Linked DNA regions of Homo sapiens: region 2 is linked to region 1. A link is a loop called in an ENCODE intact Hi-C map of the cell type or tissue named here. Cell type or tissue: Calu3. All regions are shown on one strand. Each heading gives the region's core, and the rest is flanking DNA. Links, peaks and the distances in the headings are about the cores only. Region 1 has its middle 50 kb from the start of ADGRF4. Region 2 has its middle 36 kb from the start of ADGRF4.

What was found. A loop is a pair of places that touch in the nucleus more often than their neighbours do. Peaks named below come from ENCODE experiments on the same cell type or tissue, not always from the same donor. Only the 100,000 strongest peaks of a DNase experiment are listed, where the experiment ranks them.
Region 2: a loop joins it to region 1, with 5 times the contacts of the local background. A loop is called at or near these places in 60 of 110 quality-filtered maps.

Annotation. Positions count from the first base shown.
Region 1 is chr6:47,643,519-47,654,341 of GRCh38, forward strand. No RefSeq gene overlaps it. Among named protein-coding and RNA genes, the nearest start is that of ADGRF4, 50 kb to the right of the region's middle. In Calu3, for the core only: no CTCF peak of the experiment used is centred there; a DNase peak (open chromatin) is centred at 4,283.
Region 2 is chr6:47,728,758-47,739,580 of GRCh38, forward strand. No RefSeq gene overlaps it. Among named protein-coding and RNA genes, the nearest start is that of ADGRF4, 36 kb to the left of the region's middle. In Calu3, for the core only: a CTCF peak has its summit at 5,626 (motif pointing left); a DNase peak (open chromatin) is centred at 5,594.

The sequences.
Region 1 (10,823 bases), core at 2,093-7,092:
CTTGGTTTATCTTCCACTTTCCTTTCCCTCAAAACTAAAAGTCTTTTAGCACAGTTACCACCAATAGAATTTCCAGTAAACCAGCCTGAAGATTACCTTCTCATCAAAGGGTGGAAAAAAGGAAAACTCAAGCCAGCCTGGGAAGGACCCTACCTTGTGCTGCTAACCACTGAGACTGCTGTTCGTATAGTGAACAAGTGATGGATTCATCACACCCGAGTCAAAGCACCACTCCCTCCAGAGTCGTAGGCCACAGTCCTAGGGGAAAACCCTACCAAACTAAAGCTAAGAAAAGTTTAACTCCTTCATCTATTCTATTAGTCTTTCTTCTTTCCTCGCTCTATTGCTGACTAGTTATTAACATAACCAAGTCAATTTCACCTCAAACTATTGCATTTAATGCTTGCCTTGTTATACTCTGTGGGAACTTGCCAAGTCAAAGACAGCTCTCTACTTCAGAAAAGTACCTCTGTCCCTCCTGACTCTCCTCAGACTGGGCATTAGTAAACTGGGACCATTTAATCCAGGGAGATTTCAATAAAGACCCCAGTGACAATGAGGAGTCTTGCCCCACAATGTAGAGCTTTTATGCTATAGTTGGTCCAATGTTCTGTGGACCACTAAAGAGCAAGGATGGACTGCCCCAACCAGTTTTTGTCATTTCCTAATATCATACCTTCATTTTATAGAGGATCATAGAAATTAAAGACTTAAAACAAACTTTGGTAATTAAGACAGGATACCAAGATACAAATGCCTGGTTGGAATGGATCAAATATTCTGTCCACATGTTAAACAAAAGCAATTGTTATGCTTGTGCACATGGCAGGCCAGAGACCCAGATTTTCCCCTTTCCACTAAGGTGGTCCTCCTGTTGACCAGGTGTGGGCTGCATGTTAGTTCTTTTCCAGGATTGTACAGCCTGGAGTAATAAGTCATGCCAAGCTTTCTCTGCTATATCCCGAAGTCTGGCACCCTGCAGGTCAGTCCCCGAGGGCCATCCAGCTTCTGTCTCCCAACACTAAGTTTGCTTTGTGTCTCTCACGACAGGGAGGAAACTTAGCATTCCTTGGAGACCTGAAAGGATGCAGTGAGCTTGAGAATTTTCAAGAGCTTATCAATCAGTCAGCCCTTGTTCATCCCCCAGCGGATGTGTGGTGGTATTGTGGTAAACCTTTACTGGGCACTCTGCTGAATAACTGGAGTGTCACTTTTGCTTTAGTCCAATTGGCCGTCCCTTCCACCCTGGCATTTCATCAACCAGAGGGAGAGAAAATAAGACATCATAAAGCGAGAGAAGCCCCTTATGGGTCTTTCGACTCTCATATCTATTTAGATGCAATTGGAGTCCCATGGGGAATACCAGATCAATTTAAAGCTTGAAATCAAATAGCTGCAGGATTTGAGTCAATATTTTGGTGGGTGACAGTTAATAAAAATGTAGATTGGATAAACTACATCTATTACAACCAATAGCAATGAGCTTTTCATGAGTTAAAAGAAAAACTAATGTCGGCCCCAGCCCTGGGGCTACCTGACCTGACAAAACCCTTTACACTCTATGTGTGAAATGGCAGTTGGAGTTTTAACCCAGACTGTGGGGCCCTGGCCAAGGCCAGGGGCCTATCTCTCAAAACAACTAGACGGGGTTTCCAAAGGCTGGCCCCCATGTCTAAGGCTGGCAGCAACAGCCCTGTTAGCACAAGAAGCAGATAAACTAACCCTTGGGCAAAACCTGAATATAAAGGCCCCCCATGCTGTGGTAACTTTGATGAATACCAAATGACATCATTGGCTAACAAATGTTAGATTAACCAAGTACCAAAGCTTGCTATGTGAAAATCCCCGCATAACCACTGAAGTTTGCAGCACCCTAAACCCTGCCACCTTGCTGCTGGTATCAGAGAGCCCAGTTAAACATAACTGTGTAGAGGTATTGGACTCAGTTTATTCTAGTGAGTCCAACCTCTGAGACCATCCTTGAACATCAGCAGACTGTGAGCTGTACGTGGACGGGAGCAGCTTCGCCAACCTCTGCAAAATGACTCTGAAGAAGACGACAAGCCCTGCTCCAGTCACACCCATAAGCTGACTAGTCCACGTATGACTGAAGCATGAGAAAACTCATCGTGGGCTCATTTTCCTTAAAATTTGGACTTGTACACTAAGGATTTCAACTGACCTTCCTCAGACTGAGGACTGTTCCCAGTGTGTACATCAAGCCACTGAGGTAGGACAAAAAGTTGCTACAGTCCTCTTATTTTATGGTTATTATAAGTGTACCAGGAGTCTAAAAAGAACTCATTTGTATAATGCTATTCTATACAAGGTATGTAGCCCAGGAAATGACCAACCTGATGTGTGTTATGACCCATCTGAGCCTCCCATGACCACAGTTTTTGAAACAAGATTAAGGACTGAGGACTGGTGGGGGCTCATAAATGATATGAGTTAAGTGTTAGCCAAAACAGAAGAAAAAGGGGTGCCCAGACAAGTCACCTTGAAATTTGATGCCTGTACTGTCATTAATAATAATAAGTTAGGAATAGGATGTGGTTCTCTTAATAAGGAAAGAGGCTATATGGCAGAAAATAAGTACATTTGTCCTGAATTAGGACTGTGTGAAAATGAATGTGTACTGGTCTTGTGTCATTTAGGCTACTTGGATAAAAAATGAAAAGGATCCTGTTCACCTTCAAAAAGGGAAAAGTGGCCCTTCCTGTATCAGTGGTCAGTGTAACCCCTGAGTTATTACTAAATAACCAACCCCCTTGATCCTCGCTAGAAAAAAGGGGAGCGTGTAACCCTAGGAATCGATGGGGCTGGACTGGATCCTCGAGTAAATATCATGGTTTGAGGAGAAGTTTATAAATGCGCTCCTGAACCGGTATTTCAAACCTTCTATGATGAACTGAATGTGCCAGTACCAGAAATTCCAGGAAAAACAAGAAATTTGTTTTTGCAATTAGCCAAGCATGTAGCCCAGTCTCTCAATGTCACTTCATGTTATGTATGTGGAGGAACTGTAATGGGAGATCAAAGACCATGGGAAGCCCAAGAAGTATTACCTACAGACCCAGTTCCTGATGAATTCCCGGCTCAAAAAGCCTAAATCATAGACAATACCGTATAGCATGAGTGGGGAAGGACTTCACCCTTCCTGTAGGAAGACTCAGCTGCCTTGGGCAAAAACCATATAATAGCACTACAAAAACAGCCACCTGGTGGAGTTCAAACCACACTGAGAAAAATCCTTTAGTAAATTTCCAAAGTTGCAAACAATGTGGACCCACCTGGAGTCCCATCGGGACTAGACAGCCTCCACTGGATTATACCGGATATGTGGGCATAGAGCCTATGCCAAGTTACTTGACCAATAGGCAGGTAGTTGTATTATTGGCACCATTAAACCATCCTTTTTCCTACTGCCCATAAAAACAGGTGAGCTCCTAGGCTTCCCTGTCTATGCTTCCTGAGAAAAGAGAAGCATAGTTATAGGTGACTGGAAAGATGACGAGCGGCCCCCTGAAAGAATCATATAGTACTATGGGTCTGCCACTTGAGCACAAGATGGTTCATAAGGATACTGAACCCCCATTTATATGCTCAACCGAATCATACAGTTACAAGCTGTCTTAGAAATAATCACTAATAAAACTGGCAGAGCTTTAACTGTTTTAGCCTGGCAAGAAACTCAGATGAGAAATGCTATCTATAAAAATAGACTAGCCCTAGACTACTTGCTAACAGCTGAAAGAGAGGTCTATGGAAAGTTTAACCTGACCAATTGCTGTCTGCACATAGATGACCAAGGGCAAGTAGTTAAAGATGTAGTTAAACATATAACAAAGCTGGCACATGTGCCCATGCAGGAGTGGCATAGGTTTAATCCTAGGTCCATGTTTGGAAAATGGTTTCCAGCAGTAGGAGGATTTAAAACTCCTATAATAAAAATTATAATAGTAATAGGAACCTGCTTGTTGCTTCCCTGTGTGCTGCGTTTACTCCTTCAAGTAATAAAAAGTTTTGTTACTACCTTAGTCCATCAAAATACTTCAGCACAAGTGTACTACATGAATCACTATCGATCTGTCTTGTAAGAAGACATGGGTAGTGAGGATGAAAGTGAGAACTCCCACTAATGAGTGAGGTTCTCAAAGGTGGGGGAATAATGGAGACTACACCTCATATTGTCTTATGCCCAATTTCTGCCTCCAAAGAAAGAAGAAGTAAAAACTAAAAGGCAGAAATGAAATCCACAGGCTGACAGCCCGGCGCCACACCCTGGGCCTGGTTAAAAATTGACCCCTGACCTAACCGGTTATGTTATCTATAGATTCTAGACATTGTATGGAAAAGCATTGTAGAAATCCCGTCTTGTTCTGTTCTGTTCTGATTACCAGTGCATGCAGCCCCCAGTCACATACCCTCTGCTTGCTCAATTGATCACAACCCTTTCATGTGGACCCCCTTAGAGTTGTAAGCCCTTAAAAGGGACAGGAATTGCTCACTCAGGCAGCTCAGTTTTTGGAGATGTGAGTCTTGCCAAAGCTCCTGGCTGAATAAAGCCCTTCCTTCTTTAACTCGGTGTTTGAGGGGTTTTGTCTGCAGCTTGCCCTGCTACATTATGATCAAGAGTAACAGCTTGCTTATCACAACTTGCTCAAGCCTTTGTCCATGCAGTGCACACTGATCCAAGCCATTATGTCATGAACTCTGCCCAACCCCAACTAGTTTCCTAGTTTTTAAGACTTGAAAACCCTGTGAATATCCTCCCTCGACTTCCTACTTCTGAAACTTACTAAGACTGCCCAGGTAGTGGCATCTCTTACTATGTACAATACATCTAACAGCCTTAACTTTGCTTGATCAATGGATTTTTCTGGTGGTCTTCTGGGCAGTTGACATGTTAAAAGTGAGATGTTTTTCTTATGTATGAAGAGCAACATTATGTATGTCATATCAAATTACCTTTGCATCTTGAATATTGGCTTAAATGTTAAAATTTCTCTGGATCCTTTCAAGAATCTTGGGTCTAGTAGACCTTGCATTATCCTTTACCCTTGGAAATTAAAGAAACCCACAGAAGTCTTATTTTCCATATGAGTCCTGTGGTAACCCTTTTCCTTCCTCCCTTTTCCCCTCCTCCATTCAGAAGGCAGAAGAAGATGAACAGAAGATTGATGAGAGTTTGAAGCCATGTTCACTCATGGATGGATGGATGGTTAAAGTAATTGTAACTATTAAATTCATTCAAAACCAAACAAACACTATTGTGTGTGTACAGCTCTTATTTTCCTGGGAGAGGGAGGCTAAAGAGACAATCCCAAAATGTTAAGCCATGAAAAACACAAGTGTGAACTGTGCAGGCCCATTTATACTTGGGTTTTCTTCTGCCTCTGCCACCCCTGAGATAGGAAGGCCAACCCCTCCTCTTCCTCCTCCTCAGCCTACTCAGTGTGAAGATAACAAAGATGAAGACCTTTATGATGATCCACTTCCACTTAGTGAATAGAAATATATTTTCTCTTCCTTTTAATTTTCTTAATAACATTTTCTTTTTTCTAGCTTACTTTATTGTAATAATACAGTATATAATATATATATACAGCATAGAAAATATGTGTTAATTGACTGTTACGTTGTTGGTAACGCTTCTGGTCTACAGCAGGCTATAAGTAGTTAAGTTTTGGAGAGAGTCAAAAGTTATATACAAATTTTTGACTGCATGTGGGGGCCGGCACCCCTAACCCCCATGTTGTTCAAGAGTCAACTGTGTAAATAATTATAAATAGAGATACATGAACTAAGGGAGTCAAACAGGGCACAGTAATTTAGGATTATGGAGTTGGTGGGTTGGAAGGATGGGGAGACCTCTTAGAGAGAATGGGCAGTGAAGGCCTCCATGGGAGGTACTGAAGCTAAGACCCGAGAGAGAAGCAAGGCTGGATTAGGGTGAGGCAGGTGGGGCCTATGACACAGCATTGAAGGAAGCCCTCAGTCTCAGGGTCACACGAGGCAAGATCCACACTTTCCTAAGGCTCTCTTTCCTCATGTTAGTTTTTATTGCACCCTGGAGAGGAGAAATAGCCAGTCGCACAAAGAATGTGGGGTGTGTGTGTGGAAGAAAGCAGTAAGGTGAGGGGCTGGGGAGAACGAGATATGCACAGTGATCCCAGGCAGAATAAACAGGCTATACACGGGCCCTGAGGTAGAAAGGCATTTGGTAAGTTTCAGGAGCTGATTGGAAGCCCTTATACTTGGTTGAGCATGGACAGAGGTAGAAAAGGCCCAGGAGGAGGGTGAAGAGGCAGGCAGGTCTTGCGTCAGGCGGGCCTTGCAGGCCACATGAGGCACACAGATCTTATCCTAAGTGTAATGAGAATAGTTTTTAATCTGTGACGCCATGTGACTGAATATATATTTACAAGATTTCTGAAAAACAGATTGAAAGGGGGTAAGGGTGAAAGCAGAGAGAACAATTAGAAAGTGTTTGTGTTAGTACAGGCCAGAGAGGAAGATGGTTGGGACTGGATGGAGATGTAGTTATGTGTCACTTAACAATGAGGATACTTTCTGAGAAATGTGTCATTGGAGATTTTGTCATCATGCAAACATCACAGAGTACACTTACACAAACCTGGATGGTATAGCCTACTACACACTCAGGTTGTATGATATAGCCTATGCTCCTAGGCTACAAACCTGTACGACATGTTACTGTACTGAATACTGTAGGCAACTGTAACACAATGATAACCATTTGTATATCTAAACAAATCCAAACATAGAAAACGTACAGTAAAAATAAGGTGTTATAATCTTATGGGACCACCAGTATATATGTAGTCTATTGACTGAAACATCGTTTTGTGGCTCATGACTGTATAAAGAAATGGACAGATGTGAGATATATTTTGAGGTAGAAACCACAGGACTTGCTGACGTGTGAATGTGGAGTTTAGAAGAGAAGTGTGGCCTGGACATCCAAGCTGTGGAAGTGGGTGAGCTCCTCCAGGGAAAGGGAGAGAGGAGAGAAGGGAGGAATGGGGTATGGAGGGGAGGAGGGATGAGGAGAAGGTCTAAGAAGCTCCAACACTTAGAATTCTGGTAGAGAAGAGATCATACAGGAAATAGTAAAATGAGGTACATACAAATTTAAGAAGAGTGGTGTTTCCTCAACCCAAATGTCTGTTGACAGATAAGTAGATAAGGAAAGGGTGACAGATATATAAATGGAATGTTATTCAGCCATAAAAAGAAGGGAACCCTGTCATATGTCACAATATGAATTAGTATTGAGGACATTATGCTAAGTGAAATGAGCCAGTCACAAAAGGATAACTACTGTATGATTCCACAAATATGAGTTATTTAAAGTAGTCAAATTCACAGAAACAGAAAGTAGAAAGGTGGTTGCCAGAGGTTGGGAGGAGGAGGAAGTGGGGAGTTGTTCAGTATTGCCTGAAAAAGTTCTAGAGACCTGTTACAAAACAATATGAATATACTTAATGCTACTGAACTGTACACTTAATTAACAGGGTAAATTTTGCATTATTTTTAAACCACAATTTAAAAAATAAAAATTAAAGAAGGAAATATTTCAAAAAAGAGAGAAATGGTTAACTGAATTGAGTGCTGCCGAGATGTCAAGCAAAATGAGGGCAGAGTTAATTATAGAACTGTTAAGATGGAGAACATTGGTGACCTTTATACAATTGGTTTCAATGGCATGAAGAGCATGAGAACAGCAAGGATAGAAGTGGAGACAGCTTGTGCGGACAGTTTTCAGAAGGTTTAGCCAGGAAGAGAGACTTGAGGCAGACTCAGTGAGAGGACAAAAAAACGAAGGAGACTTTTGTTTTGCTTTGTTTTGTCTGAGGAAGGAAGATACTTGAGCATATTTAAACATCAATAGCATTATCCATAGTAGAGGGAGAGATTGATGGTGCAGGAAACAGGAAGAAAATCTAAAGAAATGCAGCCCTTAAGAATGTCTGAGGAGATAGGGACAGAGCTCCTCTGAAGGGACTAATTTTGACAGGACGACAGAGACTCCCTCTCACATGACAGGAAAGAAGGAGGAGAAGGCTGGAGCACATGCAGATGGAACGTGGGTTTAGGGGCGAGAAGAAGATAAAATCCTCATCTGGTGGCTTTGATTTTCTCTGTAAAATATTAGGTGAGGCTGGGGAAGAGTTGCATCAACCGTTTGAGGAGAGCCAATGAATGTAATTAGTCATCCAGGATCATGGAAAAACGAGCCGGCCAGTGAATCATATCAGGGTTGACCAGCTGTGTGGAATTTTGTATTTATTATTTTAAAGTGAAACTACCATGTTATATTTTATCAATTCTAAGATGCACATGTTTCAACCTCAGAATTTGGGATGCATTCTAGCACTGTTCCATAGTTTCCTAGTATTGTTGGTTTCCTCGCATTGTTTCATAGTTTAATTGCCACCGTTGTTTTCTTTATGGTTCATAAAACAATGGGAATATCATAATCAATGGCACCTTACGGTGAATGAGGCATGGTAGATGGCTTTGTTCTGTAATTTTATACCTGCCAAATTCAACTGCTTGTGTACGGACATGGAGAGGGCATTTGTTTCAGGTTTGGGTTTTAAAGATGAATAAACTTGAGAGAGGACTGTAAAGTTGACAGTAGCTGTCAATAACAAACAGGCATATTTTGGCCTACTTAGGGAAAAATACAATTGCAATGTGACTAGAAAAATTGCCTCCTGTGGAGATCAGCTATTCATTACTGGAAGAGTTTAATCTGCAATTTTGGTCCACATGGCTATTCTAAGATGTTTTGCCAGGTTAAGATCATATCATAAATTTCTCTTGTAAGCTAAATACTCATGAAACAACAGTTCAGAATTCCTTTATCAATCACCTTTTCCAATAGATGTCCAATACTGAATGACCACGAGTCATATGCTGGGTGACTATTGAAGAAAAGATAGGGAACATGTGTATTCATTCATAGAACATTTAATAATTACCAGCTATATGCCAAGCAGTCTATTGGGTTTTGAGGAAATAAAAATACAATATGAATTCTTTGACTTTGAAGAGCCCACAGTCTGATTTAAAAAACAAAGAATTGACAACAGAAGTATTCTTTCATCCAATCGCTTATGTAACATATATTTATTGGACTCCTACTGAGTGCCAGGCATTGTTCTAGGTGACAGAAATACAGCAGTGACAAAATTACAAAGTCCCTACCTCCGTGGTCCTTACCTTCTAGTGAGATACATCAATTGACCAATAGCACACCACTAAACATGATACTTTTGACTAGTGATAGATTGAGGAAAACAGTGAAATGTTATAGAGAATGACGGGTGTTACCTTAGATTGAATGTTAAGAGTATAAATTAAGCTATATATTTTTTTCTTTGGCACGGAGTTTCGCTCTTGTTGCCCAGGCTGGAGTGTAGTGGCACAATCTCAAGTGATTCTCATGCCTCGGCCTCCTGAGCAGCTGGGATTACAGGAGTGCACCACCAAGACCAGCTAATTTTTGTATTTTTTGTAGAGATGGGGTTTTGCCATGTCAGATCTGATGACATCAGGTGATCCACATGCCTCAGCCTCCCAAAGTGCTGTGATTACAGGCGTGTGCCACTGAGCCTGGCCAAATTAAGCTATTTTGGCCACAGTAACAGAAAGCCTAACAGTGGCTTAAGCCCTCGAGCTATTAATTATATATTTTAAGAGCGCAGAGATTATTGATCCCAGTGTGGATTTAGTAATTCAGTCATGTCATCAAAGATCAAGAGTTTTTCCATGTCTCTGTTCCCCCATTTGCAACACATTGATGTTTTCCTCATGGCTGCAGAATGACTGCCATAGCTGCAGATACTACACCCTCTCAATTTCCAAAGCCAGAAGAGAAAAAGGGGTGGGAGAATGGGGACAAGATAACATTTTTTCTTCCTAGTGTAGCTGTTTTAATTATCAGGGAAAGGTTCTTTCTAGAAGCTTTCACACCCCCTAGCAGACTTCCCCCTAAAATTCATCGAACAGAAATGGTGGCCTGCCTACATGTAGTTTAGTGACCAGCGAAGAAGATCTATATTACCACAATTCATTCAAAATAATCATGGGTCATCCAATCTGAGTTTTGGGCAAGGAAGAAGGCAGTGTGGACTGGGGTAGGTAAATAATGATTGCCACTTCAGAGAATGCTTCCCTGAGGAGATGACATTTAAACTAAAACCTAGATGATGAGATGGTGCCGGTCTTGTGCACCATGTCCCATGGTGGCACTAAGGGAGAAGCTAGGCCAGAGTAGATGGCCAGGAAGGGCTGACAGGGGAAGAGGCACTTGAGGACGAGAATGAGTCAGCCAGGTGAAGTTATGGGTAGAGAGGGGCGGAGGCTTTCAGGCTATAGCAAAGGCCAGTGGAGAGGAAAAGAAATGTGAGCCAGTTTGTATGGCTGGAGCAAGATGAGCAGGACAAGGCAGGCCACAGCCTTCGTGGAGATGATTGCAGAGGGGATGATTTGGATTCTAGCATTACAAAATCAGCAATAAGGCAGATGTATGCAAAAGGACCGGTACTCAGTTTCACGTAGGGCTGTGGAGGAGACTTAAGACAGCTAGGTTGAATCTGACTGAGTACAAGGAGTCAGCCAGGGAACAGAGGTGGCAAGGATGTCCCTTAGGCACAGGGCACACACGGCAGGCATGAAGGCTTGGAGGCTTGAAACAATGTGATGAAAGCCATCAGTACAGCATCACCAGAGGATGATGTGTGAGTCAGAGAGTGACCGGGGATGAGGCTGGAGCCATGGCTGGGAGC
Region 2 (10,823 bases), core at 3,506-8,505, 87 kb after region 1:
GAGTACCACCAGTCATGTAAGTCATAACTCTTCTGTCCATCTCTTTCTTCACCTCTCACCATGGACAGAGTGGAAAAATGGGCTGCAATCAATCCTGAATCTCCAAGTCCCTGATCTGCTGTTGTCACAAAGAAAAACTGCAGAGAGGATGTTTCAATCATGTCTCTTTTTCACAAGGACTTCTTAGTGCAATAATATTCCTATGAGGAAGTCAGTCTTGGTGAATGGGGCTGGACCAGGCACCTGGGATCCACAAGAACACCTTTGTCTTTCTGGGGTAAGGTCACGTGTCTTTCTTGGTTATTTCCTGTCTAATCTTTGCTCTCTGTTTTTTAAAGAAAAGTGTTTCAAATATAAGTGAATCTTTCACCGTAGACACTGAAGCAGTGGCTTAAGCTGCAGACTCAAGGCTTCCTGCTTAAGGTTTCCTACTACAGTCTACTTGAGTCACCTCTGAATCATGCTGTCTGCCTAGAATCTTCACCTTAGCCCTTACCTCCTAGCTTCTGCACTGTTATAATGAGGCCTTTTACTTACCAGCTCAGCTTTGCCCATTTTTGAGCCAATGCCAATAATTTGGAAAGCATGCTCAGAGTTTCATGCACAGCAGTGATTAGGACCTGGGATTTGCTACCATCAACCTGGTTTAGGTGAGATGAAGATGAGCCAGGGGTTCTGGGTGTCTTCAGCCTGTTGTTGTTTCCTTTATCTCCTGTATTGGCAGGGTCTGGTTTACTAAACAGCTATCATGCTGTGGTTAGTGTCCTGATCTGAGTTGTACCTTGTAAGACCAGAGCTCTCACACCTCCTCTGGGCAGCTTGGTTCTTGGATGCTGTCCCATGCTCTGGCTGGACCTTGCTCCATTGGTCAGCCCCCTGAGATCACTTGTCACCACCCACTCCTGGTCTGGCTACTGTACCCTGTGAAGTATCCTAGACCCCTTAGGCAGTGCTCATGGCCAGTCAAGCCCTGGCTACTCAGCCCGTCTGGGCTCTGGGAGTTGGGTAGCTGCTCACTCCACATAGGAATAGTCCTCTAGGCAAGTGAGCTCAGTCCAGCTTCCTGTCCATTCCCATAAGCTTCCTCTGTTGAGGTCTCAGAAGATTTCAAGGAAGAGCTGCTTCTTTCTTCCATCCCCTGCTGCTGCTGTCCAGCCCTGTCACCAAAGGGAGCTAAGTGGAGAAGACCTGCACATAAAAAGTCCCCCCAATAGGGTTAAAGAAAACAATTATTTCATTTTTTTTTATGTTTTAATCAATGTGTATATAAGGGTCTCCAATATGTAATGATTCTGCTTAGACCCCAATCTCTGAAGAAATGTTTTTCCCTAGTGAAGTTCACTTCACTTAAACTTCAGGATCAACCTCGCCTTAGGCTTTAGGACTGATTTTGACCTTCAGAAGGAAGTATAAGAAGTCTTTTTCATTATGAGCTGAGTGATTCAATATCTAATGAAACTCCTTGCTTATTTTTTGATCATGTGCCCCAGTTGTAACAGGGCTTCCACCATTCTCCTGGAGCCAACTTTCCATATTGTACCAGCCCTAATAGCGACTCTGTGCCATGTATTGATCCTCCTTTCTGATTTTAAGTCCATATAAATCTGGGCCTTCACTTTGCTCCAGTCTTTCCTTTTCCCCAGGGACTGATTCCCAGATCCCTCCCTGACTTGAGTAGGAGTCTGCTCCCAGATACCTTAATCACATACTTGCCCACTTACTAGGAAACCCTTCTTATCTCCTACAGGAGCTCCTTCTTGCACAATATTTGCTTGAAATGCCATCTGTTTCTTATTGTATATTTCAAAACACATTTATTGATGCAAAATTTATTGAGCATCTTCGCTGGACTTTTAATTGTGAACAAAACCCAGTCCCTGTCTTCAAAGAGCTTATAGTTTACAGAAGGAGAGAGACAAATAGGAAATATGAGGAGTAGATAACTGAAAAACATTATTTAACTTGCCAATTTTATCTGCACAGGAGTCCTGTGAGGGAGACATTATTATCTCCACTTTAATAGAAGTGGAAAGTGAGACTCAGATAGGTGAAGTCGGTTGGTCTGGGTCACATAGAAAGAGGCAGAGTTAGGTTTAAAACTTTGCTGTCCTGAGCCTAAAGAGGCAGAGTTAGGTTTAAAACTTTGCTGTCCTAAGCCTAACCTTATGCAATGATGAGTCTAAATACAGTTTGTCAATATACACAAAAACAATCTGCTGAATTTTGATTGGAATTAAATTGAATTTGTAGGAAGTTAATATCTTTGCAGATTTTTGTCTTTAATTCATCAACATAGTTTACCCTTCCATCTTAGTCTTTTGGTCAATGGGTTTTCTTTAATTTCTCCACATGTTTTGTAGTTTTCTCTGTGTCTTGTATATTTTTCACTTTTAGGTATTTGGTGTTTTTTGATATTTTTGTTATTTTAAAAGTATTCGTTTTTAATTGTTTTTCTGTTATGTAGAAAAAAATTTCCTTCTTTGTGTATTGCTCCTACATCTAGCAGCCTTGCTAAATTTACTTATATTTTCTAATCTCTTATCTGTAGATTTTTCTATGTATACAATCTAGTGTTAAATGAATAAAGACAGCCCTCTATTTTTGAATACTCACATCTTTATTTTTCTTGTCCTACTATTCTTACGTCATTTAATTATCTGAATAAATAATGAATAATTAGGATGTCATAGGACATACTTTTCTCTGACTAATTTCTCAAGTTTCTGTTTTCTTTACTAGATTAAAACTGAGACTTGTTCAACAATGACCCTTAACTACTCTACAATCTGCTGTCAGCCAGAGTTAGGAGTGGGTGACAACAGAGTTGCTAAGAGTTATATCTGTGTAGTTTTTGGAGAGCTTCCCTCTATGATTAATTTATGAGTAAGGGTTTCATTCTTTTCACTGTAGCTCACAGAAGTCATGTCTTGTTAGTATTGCCTTGTGTTTATTTCTTTATGCACAAACAACACCTTAAAAATGAGAGAGAGAGAGAGAGAGAGAGAGAGAGAGAGAGAGAGAGAGAGACTGAGTTTGTTAAAAAGCTTTTCCAAGCCTTATTTTCCTATTTTGTAGTCAGCACCTCCATAATGCCTTGAGAACCTCTCTAGTGTCCCTACACTACTGTGAGGCTTATGGTGTCACTGTAGGAACTAGAAATTAAGTCATGATTAACTTTGGATAAATGAAACCCTTGCTTTATTCCTATGCTGAAGAGGCCAGCAGTTATTCCTATGTGGGAGAGGCTCAAAGTAGCACCCAGCTCCCAATTCAGAGAGCCATACTATTACTAATCTTAGTAAATACTTTACTTGAGCTTGTCTTTGGCTGGGTACCAAATGCTGATACCCTACACCAAATGATAATCCTGATATTCACCCTTTAAGTTTTTATTGTATTTTATTAGTGGAGCAATTGTGGAGAGGCCTAAGATTAAGATTCTTACACAATATACATTGTATAATTCAGATTTTTAGATTTATGGTATTAGACATATACTCACCCAAATAACTTCTTGACTTTGTGACTGGTATTTATTGCCCATTAAATATGGAAAAATGCACATAAACATCAACACTTATTTCTATGAGGAAGAGGGTAAAGGTTATAGATAGAAAATTGGGGCTAGTGACTGAGAATCAAAATTTAGGTTTTCTAACATGCACAAAGCTTTCTCAAGTATATCATTTTTCACCTAGTACATTAATATGATTGCATAGTTTTGAGCAAAAAATTGAGGTGTATGGCTTAATAGTTCTATTTATCTGTCTATTTAGTAGACATTATCTGTATTTAGTAGACATATAGTCTCAAGCCATGTACTCATGTGTATAAGAAATAGAATTTTTAAAAATCTCAACTTAATTTTAAACCTTGCTTTACCTTTAGCAAAATTATATATGTATGTATAAATTGAGCCCATTCAAAATAAACTCATTTTCTCTAGGCGAATTTCAATCAGTTCAGGATTTGTCCTCCTTACTCCCTCCCTCTCTTTTCTTCCTGAGATTCCATTTAAGTTCTAGGGGCTTCCATAGTTTTGTGTGTCAGCATAAAGGAGGTCTCAAATCTTGGGCTGCTGTTTCTATGAGGGCATCTGCCCTGGCTCTGTACCATCTGGTCTTTGGGGATAGTCATCACTCTTTCCCAGCATCTGCTAAGATTTCTATGACTATATCTAGACAAATGGCTTGTTTTACTTCTTTCTCCTCTTCTCTTTCTCCTAACTTCCATGTCCTTTTCTCAGGTGTGTGGAGAGGATACAGGTGGTATCTCACGTCTCTCTGAAGTCAGGGGAAACACAGTCAGGTTGCTTATCCCTCTCTGCCCCTAACAGCTCCCACAGCCTTTTTCCCTCTACACCCCCTGCCACTATAGTGTGTTGAATGTTTGTGAGTCTGTCTGCTATATTCCAAAATCCCAGGTAGGGGTGTGGACAAGTTTCCTCCTTTCTTGGTTCCCCAAACTTATCATCTGCTTTCTCCCTACACTCTCTGCCAACCTGGGATCTAACCCCAGAGCTCAGGACCTGTCTTAGACACCTTCGCCAGTAGCAAATGATTTTCCTGCTTCTCCATGTCTTCTCTCCCCACAGCCAGGAGAATCCTAACCTATTTTGTGAATGCCAAAACCCATTTTGAATCTGGAAAAAAAAATCTTCAAGTATTATTTTAAAACTTTTTGTTTTAAGTTTGAAAAACTTATATTTTCAAAATTAAAAAGCTAGGAATTGGATGTTTGAGCCTGGTAATGATGGTAGCTGGAATTAATGTCCACTTCATATCTATAAGCTCAAGTGGGGTGCAGGAGAAGGTCATGAAGTTAAATAGGATTTGTATGTGTGAAACACATTAATACCTCACATTTGTCTGAATATCAAATCATCTATCCATCCATCCATTCATCCATCCTTTGAATACTCCAGAAAAAAATGTTGATGCTGTTTGACTTTAGCATGTCAGGGCAGAGTATTAAAAAATCAAGACACGTTAAAAGTTCCAGAACTTATGGTAGCAGTAGTAGACAAAGTAATGGCCCCTGAAGATAGACATGCCCTGAAACCTGAGATTATGTTAGGTTACATGGCAAAGGGGAATGAAGGTTGCAGATGAAATTGAATTTGCTAATTAGCTGACTTTAACGTGGGTAAGATTATCCTGGGTTATCCAGGTAGCCCCAATATAATTACAAGTGTTCTTATAAGTGCAAGAGGGAGGCAAGAGAGATATAAAGCTGCTTTGCTGCTGGCTTTGAGTTTGGAGGAAGGGGCTGTGAGCCCAGGAATGCATGTATCCATTAGAAACTGGAAAAGGAAAGGAAAAGCATTCTTCCCTGGAGCATCCAGAAGGAATGCAGCCCAGCTGACACCTTGGTTTTAGTCCAGTGAGGCCCACTTTTGATTTCTAACCTGCAAAACTGTAAGATAACACATTGTGATATTTTAAGCCAATAAGTTTTGGTGATTTGTCACAGCAATGATAAAAACTAATACAGTAGCTGTGACTATATAGTCATAAATAACTTATTAGGCAAATTAACTTAAAACTTGGCTAACAGGGCAGACACAACTGATTTTAATAAACACTTAGGCACCACCTGGTGGTTGAAATCTTAGAGTGAGTGATAGCTGAAATGACATCTGTCCAAAGCAGAAGTAAAATGCTCCAAGCATGACACTAAGCTTATTGTTTTTGGTTAAATGATTAAAAATAAAAGGTGGAAGTTTTTATTTGGGTCACCAGATAATACAACGAAGAAAGAAGCTCAACTTGTAAACATTCAGGAATAAAGTATTTTATGGCAAGGACACATGACAGAAAACACGAAGCCAACAAGACCTGCTTAGGAATCATCATTTGCCAGTGATAGGCTTTCACTCCACCCAAACCTTACCTCACAAGGTCTACGAAATCTCCATTCTCTCCATATTAGTTAAGGACAATTACATTTTCTCAGCTGCTATATAAAGTATGATGCAAATGTAGCATTATTTTAACCAGAAAGCACCCCTAATCCTCTCCTATACAGAATCTGGACCTGCTTGTGCACCCATGGCCATTCAAAAGTGCAAGATATCTCGCACCCATTACAATGGCTGCTGTGGAAGGAAAATAAAATCTCGACACCCCCGAACTCTCCATGCCAAAGAGAAGAATTAAGTTTGGGAACTGAATGGTGCAAAACTGCCTCTTGTTTTGTTTCCAAATAGATAGCTGCAAAGATGCAATGCCACTTACCTCCCCAGGGGACCTCCCTCACAATTTGCTTACAATGAAATTCCTTGTGGGCTCCAAGATTTTTACTCTAAGACAGAAATTCTGTTGAATTTCACCCTGACAATGTAAATCAACAGCTTATATTCATAGGTAAGGGACAAGGATAAGATTGGAAGTCATCCTTCTGCTTGCCTGAGACAAATGCATACTTGACTGCTTCTTCTATTCTATGTTTACTTTATCTTATGTAGAAATGCAGATTCACTGAGGAGAAGGCCACACAAATGTGTAGTTGACTGTTTCTCCAGCCCCTCTTTTCACATGTAAAATGTGAATTCAGTGAACAGTGATCAAAGCCTCAAAAGAATGCAACCGATTACCACTTTTATCTACTGTCCTCCTTTTTCTTTCCTCTTTCCTCTACTGCCTGCTCTTTCCCCTTTAAATACTGAAGTCTCCAAACTTTCTTTGGCAAATGTATGGGCTGCAGATCCAACTGTGGCTAGTGTCTCTTTTTCCCTTGTGCATCCTTAACCTTGGCAAAATAAACTTCGAAATTGATCTAGACTTGCCTCAGTCATTTTTCCTTGATTTTACACCACTATAAAACAAAACATAAAATAACAAGTGTTGGCGAGAATACAGAGAAGTTGGAACCCTTGTGCATTGTTGGTGGGATTGTAAAATGGTATAATTGCTGTGGAAAACAGTATGGGAATTCTTCAGTAAATTAAAAATAGGACATAGAACTACTATACAATCCAGCCATCCAACTTCTGGGTATATATCTGAAAAAATTGAAAGTGGGGTCTCATACCAATTCTGTTTACAACTGGTAAGAGGTAGAAAGCAACACACACGTATGGAATATTTTATATATACATATGTATGCATATGTAAATATGGAATATTATTTAATCCTAAAAGCAAGGAAAACCTGTCACATGCTGCAACATAGATGAAACTTGTGAAAATTATCCCAAGTAAATTGAGCCAATCACAAAACACAAATACTACATAATATCACTTATATGAGGTCTAGAAAGTAGTTAGATTCATAGAATGGTGGTTTCCAGAGAAGGGGGGAAAAGAGAATTGTTGAATGGATATATAGTTCCAGCACTAAAAGATGAAAAAGTTGTGGAGATCTCTTTCAAAATAATGTAAATATGCTTAAGACTACTGAACTATACACTTAAACATGGGTAAGACAATAAATTTTACAATGTGTGTTTATTACCATAATAAAATAAAATGCAGAGTAGTGGAGCATGCACAGGACAGAATGAAGGATGGTGAATCCCCTCTTCTAATGACCACAGAGGCCTCTGGCTGAGGCGCCACGAACGTCCCTGCCCACTGAACAGGCAGGTTGAAGGCTGTGGCATTTGAACAGGGTCAACATCTGTGAGCCTCCTTCAGACGGTCTCCAGAGCTGCCTCTCTTTTGCAATTTTTATATGACACAACTACTAAAGCATAGCTTTACCCTTCCGTCTTCTAACCTGATTTTCTGCTATTCATTGAAAACGTTCAATTTTCCCATCAGCCATGAGTCACTTCCTCCTGGTATAAAGATGTGTTCACATTATCCCAGATCTTCCCATCGTATTTTTTTCAGAAAGTGTATAACTTTATGAAGCCTCTGAATATAAAACCTGAACTTCATCACATAACCTATTTTTAAGGAAACTTGATAATACTTGAGCCAACTTAATTCTTTTAGGCCTTTTACCAGCCTGCAATATTCCTTATGTTGACACTCTAGAAGGATATTAAGCAGAGGTAGAGTGTGTGCATGACATGAGACACTACAGGTTTGAATTCTGGTTCCACCATTTCCCTGCTGTGTGCCCTTGGATTCCCCAAATTAGTTTAAGAACTGCCTGGTTGGTCCTTTGGATTCAGCTCTTACCCTCTTACAGTTTAATTCTCGATACAACTGCCTAAGTGATGTCATCAAATTGATCCACATTTTGCCTTATGTTTGTGTTTTTGAAGTTGTGTTTAAAGAAATTCTTCTGTACCCGCAGCCTGTAAAGATGTTTCCCCAGATTGAGGTATTTATTCCATCTACGAACGTGGCTTTCAATGGGAGGGATGTTTAGCAGGGTCTGGAGACATTTTGATTGCAAAAACTTGTGTCATGGGTGGGGCTACTTTGTGGGGCAAAGAAAGAACAAGAATGTGCATTGTTAAGTAAAAAAAAAAAAAAACAAGGAGCAGAGTTGTTGTATATAGCATAGAATATTTGCATAAGAAAGAAAAAAGCTAGAGTAAACACACATGTACTTGTTTATTAAAAATATATCCACAGGGAGAATAAAGCAGAAAATGGTAAATGTGGTTACCATTAGGAGCAGGGCAAAGTGGGGGTGAGGCATAGGTTGTACTGAACACACATGCTTATTAGTTTCCTATAGCGCTATAAAAAATTGTCACAAATTTAGTAGCTTAGAGCAACACATATTTATTATATTACAGTTCTGGAGGTCAAAAGTTTAAAATGGGTCTCCCTGGGCTAAAATCCAAGTGTCAGCAGGGCTATGTCAGCAGGGCTGTGTTCCTTTCTGGAGCTTCTAGGGCAGCATACACTTGCTTGCCTTGTCCGGCTTCCAGAGGCAGCCCACATGTCTTGGCACTGCTCTGCCATCTTCAAAGCCAGCAAGGATGCACTGAGTCTTTCTCACACTGAGTCATTTTGACCTCCTTTTCTGTAGTCAATCTTCCTCTACCTCACTCTTCTGAGTACCTTTTCTACTTTTTTTTTTTTTTCCAGACAGAGTCTTGCTCTGTCGCCCAGGCTGGAGTTCAGTGGCATGATCTCAGCTCACTGCAACCTCCACCTCCCGGATTCAAACAATTCTCCTGCCTTAGCCTCTCGGGTAGCTGGGACTACAGGCACACACTGCCACGCCTGGCTAATTTTTATATTTTTAGTAGAGACGAGGTTTCACCATATTGGCCAGGCTGGTCTTGAACACCTGACCTTGTGATCCACCTGCCTCGGCCTCCCAAAGTGCTGGGATTACAGGAATGAGTCACCGCGCCAGCCTCTACTTTTAAGCATTCTTATAATGACACTGGGCCCACCCAGATAATAAAAGATGACTTCTGCATGTCAAAATCCTTAATCACATCTACAGACTCTCTTTTCCAGGTAAGGTAACGTAGTCACAGATTCTGGGGAGTAAGACATGGACATCTTGGGGGCTGGGGCAAGGTTTGGTCACTTTTCTTCTTTCCATGGCATGGAAATGATATTAAAATATTTTTACTTTTTAACCATGTAAAATGAACACATCAAGAAGAAACTAAACATGAAAATTATATATTTCAATAACATTTTAGGCTGGGTGTGGTGGCTCACACCTGTAATCCCAGCACTTTGGGAGGCCAAGGTGGGTGGATCACGAGGTCAGGGGGATCCAGACCATCCTGGCTAACACAGTGAAACCCCGTCTCTACTAAAAATACAAAAAAAAAAAAAATTAGCCGGGTGTGGTGGCAGTCACCTGTAGTCCCAGCTACTAGGGAGGCTGAGGCAGGAGAATGGTGTGAACCTGGGAGGCAGAGCTTGCAGAGATAGCGCCACTGCACTCCAGCCTGGGCGATAGAGCAAGACTCCATCTCAAAAAAAAAAAAAAAAAACAAACAAAAAAAACATTTTATATGATTCTGTGCACTTAGTCCTCAATACAACACATGAGGCAGTACTGTTATGTACAGGAAACTAAAGGCCTTTATAATTTGTCCAAATAGTAAAGCCAGTTGGTAGCAGAATTATGATTCAAACTCAGTTTGTTATAACTCTGGAATATTTCCCAAGGTCACTTTAAACTCACTAGCATTGAAACACCTAACTGGTGTTCTTTCCATTACTTCACGGCTGCCCACAGTCAGCTGTCATGGCCACCCAAGTCAAGTCTTTCCTTCACTGTGATCTGTTGTGTATATTAATAATAGTAAAATCTCCTGTACTGACAAACTGTTATGAAATGTCCTTTTCAAATTCTTTTAGAAGCTCCTTGCAGCTAGGAAAAATTAATGAGTTGCAATGTAAAACTTCCCTTAGCTATGATCTAGTACCCAAGGGTCAGGGCTGGCTTTGCAGAGGATCAGCTCTGGTAACAGGTAGAAAGTCAGAGTCATTGAACATAGATGCTGGTGGTGAGCAGCAGTGATGGTGGGAGTCTGTGGAAGTTCTCTTCCATTTGCTTCTATTTTCTCAGAGAAATAGAAGAAAGATCATTGGCTGAGAATAAGAATGGGGGAGGAAGTGTGGAATTTCAGAGGAGAAGAGAATGTGTGGAATAGTCACTTTGGAAAGCAAGGTATCTTATGACTGCTGGGCAGCATAAAGAGGCCACTTGATTTAGTGGTCACAAATTTAAAGAGATTGTAGGCAGAGAAGGTGCTGATTTGGATTTAACCAAGTTTGTGGTTTGCCAAGGAAGTGGGAGCAAATGAGAGAGGATAAGGGCATAAAGGGTGCATGCAAAGGTTGACTATGGTGTTTCAGCTGCGTAAAGAGGGGAGCGAAACCATCAAGGAACCAAGGAACAGTGAACAGTAAAGGGATTTAAGAATTGATGAATATTGGTTGTCA